Linked DNA regions of Mus musculus: region 1 is linked to region 2. A link is a contact called in ENCODE POLR2A ChIA-PET data. All regions are on one chromosome and are shown on one strand. The core of a region is the stretch at or near the end of the contact, and the rest is flanking DNA. Distances in the headings are between cores, read along the strand shown.

Evidence for each region. ChIA-PET counts read pairs that join two places held with the same protein, here RNA polymerase II (POLR2A).
Region 1: POLR2A ChIA-PET joins it to region 2 with 18 read pairs in embryonic stem cell. The contact joins the promoter of Mrpl51 here to the promoter of Mlf2 in region 2. POLR2A ChIA-PET finds 5 or more read pairs at or near these places in 2 of 5 experiments (Patski and embryonic stem cell).

Annotation. Positions count from the first base shown.
Region 1 is chr6:125,190,035-125,195,504 of GRCm38, reverse strand. It overlaps Mrpl51 (mitochondrial ribosomal protein L51), which reads right to left and starts at 3,305. Exons shown (of 3, transcript NM_025595.3): 1 at 3,072-3,305; 2 at 2,879-2,989; 3 at 1,113-2,282. The coding sequence starts at 3,150. The coding sequence ends at 2,086. Ncapd2 (non-SMC condensin I complex, subunit D2) reads left to right here and starts at 3,919. Exons shown (of 32, transcript NM_146171.1): 1 at 3,919-4,007.
Region 2 is chr6:124,929,062-124,934,768 of GRCm38, reverse strand. Mlf2 (myeloid leukemia factor 2) reads right to left here and starts at 3,381. Exons shown (of 9, transcript NM_001170341.1): 1 at 3,183-3,381; 2 at 2,593-2,670; 3 at 2,232-2,358; 4 at 1,957-1,992; 5 at 762-815; 6 at 350-478; 7 at 24-183. The coding sequence starts at 2,642.

The DNA of each region.
Region 1 (5,470 bases), core at 2,056-4,555, 260 kb before region 2:
GCCTCAAACTCAGAAATCCTCCTGCCTCTGTCTCCCAAGTGCTGGTTTTAAAGGCGTGCGTCACCACCGCCCGGCAATACTTTTTTATAAAAAGAAGTAGGTATTATATAGCCTTGGACATGGCCACTAAATATGAGGATTAAACAGTAGTTTGAAGCTGGATACAAGGACTCACACATATAATCTTGTCACTCTGGAGGTAGAGGCAGGAGGATGGGTCCCAGTTTGAGCTATAAGAGTTCCAGGCCAGCCTGAGCCTGACTTTGAGAGACTATAGGTTTTTGGTGTTTGTTTGTTTGTTTTTGTTTTTATGTTTGTTTTGTTTTTTCGAGACAGGATTTCTCTGTATAGCCGAACTCAGAAATCCACCTGCTTCTGCCTCCTGAGTGCTGGGATTAAAGGTGTGCACCACCACCGCCCGGCTTATTATTATTATTTCATGTTTTACATGCAATAATACATGCAGCTATGCCTGTGCACATGTGCATGCCTGTCTCCATGGGAAGCCCAGAAACTGGAAGTATAGTCAGCCTTGAGTCACCATGTGTGAGCTGGGAATTAACCTGGGCAACCTGCAAGAGCATCCCTGGGAGATGGCTGGAATCATCTCTCCAGCCCCAAGACTGTTTAAAAAAAAAAAAAAAATGCAAGAAAAATTCCCTGGATTACCTTTCTGTCATCTCCAGACTTCTCACTGAATTGATTTCAATTGAAACATAAATTCAAAAACCTGTGGAAAATGTGGTGGCTTAAGCCTTAGATCCAACACTAAGGTATTATCTCCATGAGTTCAAGGCTAGCCTGGTCTACATACTGAGTTCCAGGATAGCCAAGGCTACATAGAGAAAACCCTATCTCAAAAAACCAAAAGAAGTAAATGAAGAATGTCATAGCAAAACCTATTATTTTTGTAATATATACTAACAAAAGCAAAGTGCAGCAGAGGGTCTATAGCTCACTATAAAGTACTTGGTATATCCAAGACGCCAGCACTATGCCATATAGAAGAGTCTCTCAGGGAAGCCCACACTCATGCTCTCAAGTGTTTTACCTCTGAACACCTCTCTCATAGCCCTGATGCTCAAACCTGTATTAAAATATCTTTCTTTTTAAAAAAAGATTTATTTAATGTATGTGAGTACACTGTAGCTGTACAGATGGTTGTGAGGCTTCATGTGGTTGTTGGGAATTGAATTTAGGACCTCTGCTGCCTCAGTTGACCTTGCTCTCTCTGGTCAACTCCACTTGCTCTGGTCCAATGATCAAAGACTTTTTTATTATTAAAAATAAGTACACTGTGACTGACTTCAGATGCACCAGAAGAGGGCGTCAGATCTCATTATGGGTGGTTGTGAGCCACCATGTGGCTGCTGGGATTTGAACTCAGGACCTTCAGAAGAGCAGTCAGTGCCATCTCACCAGCCCTAAAATATCTTTCTTAAATGACATTTTTTTCCCCTAAAAAAAAAAAAAAAGCAAACAGGGTAGCACACACAGGGGTAATACTGGGTGTGATCTTTAACACTTCATAAAACTGGGCATGACTCAAGGTCAGCCTCCACAAAACTGCCCTATTCAAGAGGATGGGAAATGCTGTGGTACTCAGACAAGTTCCCTAACTTATAACTGATAAGAGCAGTACAAAGTGTAATTTCACTTTCCTAGTTCATTTTGGGGTGGCAGAGTCTTTAGAAATAGCAGCTACACTTCCAAGGGCCTGGGCGGCTAGTGGCAGAGTTCCCTAGAATGAGCAAGTCCCTGGGTTTCAGCTCCAAGATTACAAAAAAATAAGATAAAATAAATAAAAATAAATTCTTTAAAAACTTACACGAGGTGCCAGTGTCAGAAAGTGCCAGCAATAAATGATTGTTATAAAGGCCACAAGCATAACTGGGCTGTAAGTAATAGTAACAAAAGATCATGTGACTTAGGAACGAGGCAGACGTCAGAGTGCATGAGTAAATGTAGCACTGGGCATATCAGATTCCAAAGGAGCCCCATTTTTTTATTACATCGAGCACACAAAGCTCTCTCCTTGCTGGGATAAGTCCTGTTCCCCTTCTCCAGGGTGACACATTTCCCGTCCTATCTGTACTTCCCATGTCGGTTAAAGTGTTTGTAGAGATAGCTGATCCGTTTGTTAAGGTTATGCAGGTCCTCAATGAACATCCTGTTTCCCACAAATTTCTTCTTTCGGACACAACGCTGCAATTCATTTCCTCTCCAGCCTCGAAGCCATACTGGGCCCTTGATCAGTTCTTTTGGGTGCTTCTCGAAATTCCCTGTAACGTGACAGAATATATACTAGTTTCAAGAGAAGAGAAGTCAGCCTAGCCCAACTAGGCCTTCAACACAGTTTCATCTCCCTGATCAGAACTACTGACAGACAAGGCACACACCAGTCTAGTACAAGGGACAGAGTCTTTGTAACACTTGCTCTTCCAAAGGATTCCCCAGCACTCTCAACTGAAGGTTCACGACTGCCTGAAAGGGAAGTTCTAGGAAGTCACCCTGAACCTGCAGGCATTGCTTGAGCAGTACACGGTACACATTCAGAAAACACAAAAATCTTATTTAAAAAAGAAGAAAGAAAGAAAGGAGTAAAGACTTTGCAGCCAGAAATGTCTGGGTTCAAATACTGACACTCCCATTTACTCGCTTTGGCCCTCAGACCTGCCCACTACTGTGTTAGTGAGACTGAGTCCCGCACTCCTCACTATTCTCCGCATCTCAGACTGGTCTTGCCTGGCTTCATCTCCCGTGTAACAGGTTTGTGCCCCCAGGCTTGCCCCGGGCACATTACTATTCTCTCCACAAATAAAACCGAAAGAGTCAAGAGAGCATACTAATCCTTCAGAAACCAGGAATCGCGTCCTACCCAGGATTCCAATGTTGTCGTAGACGCCAAACAGAGCCCTCTTCTCGTTCCAGCGATCAACCACTTTGGGAGGTGGAAGAGTGAGCCTTACGAAGGCCAACCGTGGGACGCCTAGGGAAGGACAGAAGCATGAATCAGCACTGCCCAGTGACAAGCCGTTAGCCGGCCGTCCTACTACACTTAAGCCACTTACCCAGAGAGAAGCTTCGGCATGCCGAGGGCACCCAGCCCCACAGTCTCCTACTTGCCGCCCAAGGGACACTCCCTGCCATTACTCTAGCCTGTCCGCCTCAGTAGGGGCAGCAAACCAGCCGGAAAAATGGGGAGCGGGTGTGAATTCCAAAGCCAAGACACAGATTACAGTCCCAGGCGGGACTCACACGGTAGTGACAGTAAGAGGAGCCATTTTGGGCCTTACCCAGGTAGCTTAGGGAGTCATCCCAAGGTGGCTCGCACAGCCACAAGCCCCGCCCTCCAAGTTCCGGCCTGTGAGGCGCGTCCAGTCAAATACTTCCGGTTTAGCCCCTGGAAGAATGGAACCGCTGCGGTGTTTGTTGTCGCAGGAAAGGACGCCCCCAAACCGAAATTCCGTTAAAATAAGCTCTCTCCTGTCCCTTGCGCGTCCTCAACTGTGAGGGAAGTGGAGGACGGGAGCCTGGCGCTACGGCAAGCTGAGTTTTGCTGGGGCAGTATATTCCCGGAGTGTACAGGGCCGGGCGCCACATGGTTAAAAGCTGGACTGCTTTAGGCGGCCCGCGGAGAGACAACGGGTGACCATGCTTAGCCGACTACGGTAGAGATGCCGGGAAAGCGCAGACTCGGGGCCACGCCCCTCGCCCGCTTGCCCCGCCCCCGGGGCTGTGATTGGTTGGCTTCTCCAGCCTCTGTCGCGATTGGCCTCCTGGCAGCCGTTGAGGTTTGAACAGGGAATTGCGGGCTCCGCGAGCGCGACGCCTGGCGCTGAGGCGGGTCTCCGTCTCAGCCTGCCGCGGATTGGCCGGTTCCTCCGCTAGCTTGAAAACCATCTCGTTGTTTGGCGCGTATCCTGCCCTATTGTTTTCTTCCTTCCTTTTCAGCAGGGGGCTCTCCGGTTGAAGAAGCGGCGGGTGAGGGGTGTCGCGGGGTCCAGGTGAGATGTGGCAGTGCGAAAGGTTGGGAAGGGAAAGGTTGAGAAAAAGCAGGTCCAGGACGTGACGCAGCCTTTGCCGGAGTGCGGTCGGGAGCGACGGTCTGGTAGGGATGCCCTTGAGATCCAGTATGGCTGTGTGTCTGACAGATCAGAATCTGAATGTGTGGTGTGGGCAAAATCGCATAGCCTTACTACCCAATGTGTAAATTTGGTTGTTTCGTTCTGCACCCCATGAGACTGAAATCAGGCACAGGATAAGTAGAAGTTAATGTCCTTCCATTCCATTGATTGGGCTGGAACCCCAATGCTCAGTAAAATATTTCTTAAGGATTTTTTTCACTTTAAAATGGAAGCAATAAGTCTGTATGTATACACTGATTGTCACTTAATAGTTCATTAGTATTGTCTTGTGTTGTTGTGTTGTTGTTGTTGTTGTTGTTGTTGTTGTTGAGATGTACTCCTTGCAGCCTCACTGCAGTCCTGGCTGACATCAAACTCAGCAGTCCTCCTGCCTCAGCCTTCTAATGTTGCCTTTATACACATGTTCCACCACCCCTGGCTATTGACTAGTTTTTATCCCTTGATTCTTTTGATCCCCAGAGCAACACCATTTTACAGAGACCATGAGACTCAATGACTTAGTGTCAGAATAATAAGAATTATGCTCACTTGATCTATTTGTGTTGATTTTTAAAAAACTAATAGTGATATATTATTTTAAAATATCATACAGTTAATATATTTGGAGTTATTTAAAATTTATACCGAGAAAAACATATGTATTTTCAGTATTGCTGTAGACAAACATCTGCATAAGACTGTTCAATTGATTGTTGTGTTATATCACACAACTTTTATAATACTCATTGTTATTGTTACAATATTATATGTATATATATTTTTGTTTGTTTGTTTTGTTTTTTTTTGAGTTAGGGTTTCTCTGTATAGCCCTGGCTGTCCTGGAACTGCCTCTGCCTCCCGAGTGCTGGGATTAAAGGCGTGTGCTACCACGCCCAGCTTATTTTATAAATTTTAAAGAATATGATAAAAAACAAAAGGTATTGCAGGTTTTGAAAGGGGGGACTCTCTGGGAGGAGTTGGGGTACAAAAGGGAAAGAAGAATGTGATGTAAGTCTATTTACTCAAAATATGTAACAAATTCAGGTAAATTGAAATTATGTATCTTTTCTCATCAGAATGCAATAAAACTTAAAGGAAAAAATTATTCTCCTCTAGAGTTGCTTTTATATTGAGGGTGAGGGTTTGCAGGGGAGGGTGTTTTATGACAAGATCTCTTGCAGCCCACACCACGTAGCCGAGACTAGCCTTGAACTCCATCCTACTGATTCCCGTGGACTTGGGACATAGATATAAGCATGTGTTACTTTGTGCGGCTCTGATCTTATATTTTATAAGACGATTCATATAGCTGTTATAAGACTGAAAAACATTTGAAAAAATAT
Region 2 (5,707 bases), core at 2,132-4,631:
CAGAAGAAGACAGGCTCACTCACTTTCATCCAGGTTGATGTAGTCCTGCCGCTCTTCCTGGTCCCCTGTGCGGTGGTTTCGGGAGCGCTGGAGGATGTGAGCCCTATCCCGAATGTGATGCCCAATGGACATCTGCTCTAGACCACTGTCTGAGTCCCGGACAGTCCTCCGTGTCTCCCGGATCTGGGACGAGGTGAATAGGCTCATTCACTTCTCCCCACAAAGCCCTGGCTACATCTCCCCGGGACGAACCAGCCACCCACGACCCAGTCCTGAAAACAGATGACCCTGGTTCCTGTGGATGCCGATCCATCCTACCTCCTCTGAGATAGAGGGGTTCCTTACTCACCCCGCCTGGGGCAGAGCGCATCTCCGACGTCTCCTGGTAAACCTTGGGCGCGCCGTCCCCAGTGTTGGAGTAGGAGATAACAGTGGAGGAGGAGAAGGTCTGGCAGTTGCCCCCTGCAGCCATGTGCTCCTGAGGAGGGACTGAATGAGGGCCTACTCTGCAGAAGGGAGCTCCCTTCAGCTGCTGGCTCTTGCTACATCTTCCTCAAAATACGTGAGGATGGGAAACTCGCATCACAACCGCCCCGATTCCTCAGGCCCAACACTAGCATACGTAATCACTCATGGGTCTAAGAACAAACACAGGACCCCTGGTGCTCTGACTCAACTTAGTCACTAGCTCACCCCACACCCCCAACCATGTTGGCTGCTACGGAGATCAAGGCAGGGGAAGACTATGGGGCAAGTCATACCATGTTCCCGATCATGTCGTTCATCATCCCAAACATGTCCATGAAACCGCCGGACTGGGGAAAGATGAGAGTCCAGAAGACTAGTCAGCGGTTTGGGGCCAGCCACTCACCTGAGGACAGACCCCTTTTCCTTCTTACATCTAGCCTGACCACTCAAGTTCCTCCCCATGAACTGCTGGCTACCTTCTCCGGCTCTGTGACCGCCCTAATGCTTCTCCTGCCTGCCGTCCCAATCTTTTTTTTTTTTTTTTAAATTTGGTTTTTTTTGAGACAGGGTTTCTCTGTGTAGCCCTGGCTGTCCAGGAACTCACTCTGTAGACCAGGCTGGCCTCGGAACTCAGAAATCCGCCTGCCTCTGCCTCCAGAGTGCTGGGATTAAAGGCGTTCGCCACCACACCCAGCTCATCCCGATCTTTAAGGAAGTGACCCAAAGGCAATGAATTAAAACCTCTGATCACGCTAAATGTTGATTGACAGGGCTTGCCTTTAACCCAGCACTGAGAGGCAGAGGTAAACAGAGCTGAGTTTGAGGGCAGCCTGGTTTACAGAGTGAGTTCCAGGACAGCCAGGACTGTTATAGAGAAACTTGGTCTCAAAAAAAAAAAAAAAAAAAAAAACAAAAAAAAAAAAAAACAAAAAAAAACCAAAAAACCCCTCTGAATATTTAGAGCTGTAAAAGAACCCCAAACTTTCCCTCCTCAAAAGAACCGCTGTACATTTTTACTTTCCCCAGTGATTAAGAACTTCTGAGTGTCAGTAGCATTTGAGTGTTCTAGTTATTATCTTTCTGTGTATGAGTGTTTTGTCTGCATGTACGTCTGCTCTCTACATTCATGCAATGACGGTGGAGAACAGAAGATGGCATCAGATGCCCTAAGACTACAAATACAGACAGTTGTGAGCTGCCATGTGGGTGCTGGGAATCAAACCCTGGTTGTCTGGAAGAACAGCCAGGTGCTCTTAACTCGGGAGCCATTTCTGCAGCCCTAGCTCCTTAACTTATAGTCAATGGGCTCTGAACCATGTCAACTATCCAAAGAGAAGATTTTTAAGACCACCAGAGTGGTGCATTTGGAAATAACATTTAAGGGGTGTGTGTGTGTGTGTGTGTGTGTGTGTGTGTGTGTGTGTGCGCGCGCGCACGTGAGTGTATGCACTTGTGCAAGAGATACAGGAAGAGAAGACAGGGACTCACCATTCCCAACATCCCGAAGGGAGAGACAGCCCCAGCCTACAAGACGAGAAACTGAAGTTAGAACTACACCCTACCAACTGTATGTACCAAAGGAGGTCAGTGCCTCCGTTCCCCCCTTCCTTCTTTCCACAGGAGTCACACAGCCCCTTTCCCAGACTCCTGACCCCACTCGTCTGCCTCCCACGCAGGTCATGTCCCTTTAAAGCTGGTTGTAGGGCAAGAACTGCAGCATACTTAACTAATCACCCCAGGTCTCGATATGTTCCAACTGTTACCTGCATCCTGCGGCTGGCAGGCCTGGTTGCTGGCATGTTACCATCTGTGATGCTCAGGAAGGGGCTATATCCAAAGCCGCCTGACAACATGCGGCTCATGTGCTGACGGTGAATTGCGAAGGGGTCCCTGCGGAGTGAGCATACACTATAGAAGGCAGATTAACCCCCAGCCTTCTTCACCTCCCCGAAATGAAGTCAGGGTACACAGTGGCACGGATGCCGGCTTCCCTCTGAGAGCGGCAGCTGAGTATCCAGCTAATTCTAACTGGTTCCAGCCAAGGGAACCAACTCAAAGGTCTGCCTGAACTGCTCAGACCTGAATCCGAATGGGCTGAGGGCGCGAGGGGGAGGGAATTCTCACATCAGGAACATGGGATCCTCAGGCTCCACGTCCCTCATGAAGCGGAACATCGTGATCTCAGCTCCAGGGGGCTCCACACTGTGAAGATACGGAGGCTGTGTTTCCTGCAGGCGGCCAGGCTTATGCACACCAGCTCAGTGTTGCTACTCTTAAGGCTGCCTCTTGCATACACTATCACTGACCCCTCCAAACTCCAGGGAAGATCCTTCGCCAGGTGAGCCATATAACCTATGAGACCTGAGAGCCAGCAGCTCTCCAAGCCGGTCATGGAATTTTTCCCAAGCCTCTTAGTGGTGCCCCTCCACCCCCGCCCGCCATCCTCTCTTCCCCGAGCCACGGTCAGCTCCTCCTCCGACGCCAGACTCGATGAGAATCTCGAACGGCGGCCCGCCACCCCATTAATGACCCCCAACTACTCCGCCTTCTGCTGGCACTGGGCGCTACCAGGCCTCCCCGGGCAGGCCTCACTGCCCACCGATCCGGGCCGCCACTGCCCCAGCCCGTGCCTCCCGCCGGGCGAGCCGGAGAGGAAGGTCCACTCCCGGGATCGCATCCCTGCAGCCGTGCGGGCCGCGGCGCCCTGGCCTCACCGGTCCCCGACTCCGGCTCAGCGGCCCATCCGGCCGGCCTCTCCTCGGGGCGCTGCAGGAGCAGGGTCGCGGCCCGGGACGCAAGGATTGGTCCGCGCGGCAGCTTCTCGCCTCCCGCACCGCCTCCTGCCTTCGCCTGCCACCTCCGTACCCCCGCCCTCGGCCCGAGAAGCCGATCTTCGGTCAGGCCCGAACGGAAGTGACGTCACGACGGACGGCCCCGGGGGCGGGCTGCGGGAGCTCCGCCCACCTGCTTGGGAGGGAGGGCGGCGCGCGCGCCGTGGAGCCCCGGAGGGCGGGTCCTCTGGGGCGGGTGGGAGGTGTCATTAAGCTGGCTCGGGGATCTGGGGACAGGAAGAGGCTCCTGCAAAGGTGGGGGGGGGCGGAGCGGAATCGGGAGGGACCGGCTGAGCGCAACGTGGGGGCAGGGTGTGCCGCACCTTTTTTGCGGGGGGGGGGGGGGAGAGGCGGGCTGTCTGGGGGCGATCGGTGGGGCGGATCCCTGCGGGGACCTTTAAACACACTGCAGGAGGGGCGCTTAACCAGGGGAGCGCGTGGGCCTGTCCCTCTGGAGAGACGCTCGGGCGGGCGGTGTCCTCCGAGTGACGCAGAGAAGGAGGTGACAATTTAGCTCAGGTCTAGTTAAGCCTTGGAAAAGGCCAACCAGGGAAGGGAATCCAGGTTGGGAGTTTGGCCGCCAGAGGGCGATCCTGGGCCGGGCTGGATCCTTAGCTCCTTAGGACTCGGTGTTGGCTTAGGCTTCTGGACCACTCCAGGACCTGTCTGTGAAGGGTTGGCCTGGGCAAAGGCGTTAGTTCTGAAGTCTGTTTGCTTTTTGTTGTCGTTTTTTGGTTTTGGTTTTAGTGCTCAGGACCCAACTCAGGACCTTGGGCATACCAAGCACATGCCCTACCACTAAGCTATAGTCCAGTTCCTTTAGGTCGTAGGTCTTTAAAACTTTCTTTGTTCTGAGCAGGTAGATAGGTCAAGGGACTAAAGTTTAGAAGAATAAAGGGGTGGAGAGCTAAATTAAGCAGAATCACCCAGGGGTGGAGCTAAAAAGTAAGCCCAAGAGGGCTGACTCCAAAGCCAGAGACTGGTATTTTGACATACTAATTGTCTTGCACAAAATCTGGCTGAGCTGGAGAGAAGAGCCCTCCCCTTTGGGTCAGAGGATTTGAACTGTATTGGGTAGACTTTGACCCACAGAGATCCAAACTCAAAACTGTCCCAAGTTCTTTACTCTGGCTGTCAGCCACATTGGTACCGTGTGGAACCTGATCTGAAGAGAAAGGTTTATTCTAACCAACTCCCTGAGGGAAAAGGGTCAGTGGTTACTCAGGAAAAGATTGGGAGCAGAGACTCTCAGCTTCTTTCGATTTGATCATTGCTAGTGGGAAAAAAATAGTGCTAAGAGAAGAAACAGTGATATAGTTAACGTAAGCTGACAGATTGGCAAAGTGAAGCCAAAAAAAAAAAAAAAAAGGAGAAAATGTGTTTTTCATTGATATTTGATATATAAGACCTTCTTTAAATGCCTCTTGGTATCCCACCCGACAATTGTCCTTTCTTCTTGCTCTAAAGAAAAGCACTTTGACATTCCATCCAGAGTACCTCAGAGCTGCAGAGCCAGCTCAGTGGCTAAACATGCCTGCTGGTTGGTGGGGCACTGGGAGGGAGGCAGAAAAAGGATGATCTCTGTGAGTTAGAAGCTGACTTGGGCTACATAGCTTATCTAGAAGAAAAACAAAAGCATAAAATTAAAAACAAACAAACAAAAAACCCAAAAGCATAAAATTTAAAAAATAAATAAATAAAGCTTGCTGCTATTCCAGAGCAACCCAGGATGGCTGCAGAGTTGCAGCTCCAGCAGCTCTAACATGCACTGCAGAAATCAAGGGTGTGTACACACCTGGCATACTGGCACACATCTACACGGAAAATAAATCTGAAAAAGGAGCTTGCTACCTTGCAGAGGACCTTGTTCCAGGACCCACTTTGTGACTCTCAATCATCAATCGGTAAAACCCCAGTTCCAGGCTATCCAATGCCCTCTTTGGGCCTCTAGAGGGATTGTGTACACATTGTACACACCTATAGGCAAAAATACATAGAAAATAAAAATAAATCTGGTTATATAAAAGGGTTACTTTGGCCAGTGGTGACCTTTAATCCCAGCATTCAGGAGGCAGAGGCAGGTGGATCTCGGTGTTTGAGGTCAGCCTGGTATGGGAGGGGAGCAAGGGGGAGGAGAAGAGCAATCAAGCTCCGGAGAGCTGGGACAGCCAAGGCTACATCCTTCTCTAGTCTATAATATAGTCCACCTTCCCCCTAGGCCATTGTAAATACTTGTGTATGGGTGTAACTCAGCTATCTATAGTTCTAAGTATCTACTCTGGTTCCTCCTTGGATCACAAACTTACTTCTTCCTAGATAATGGTAAATTCCTGTGTAAGGCAGTGACTTAGCTATCCATGCCCAAGGTCGGATCAATAACTGCCTAGAATCTAACTTAGCTATATGTC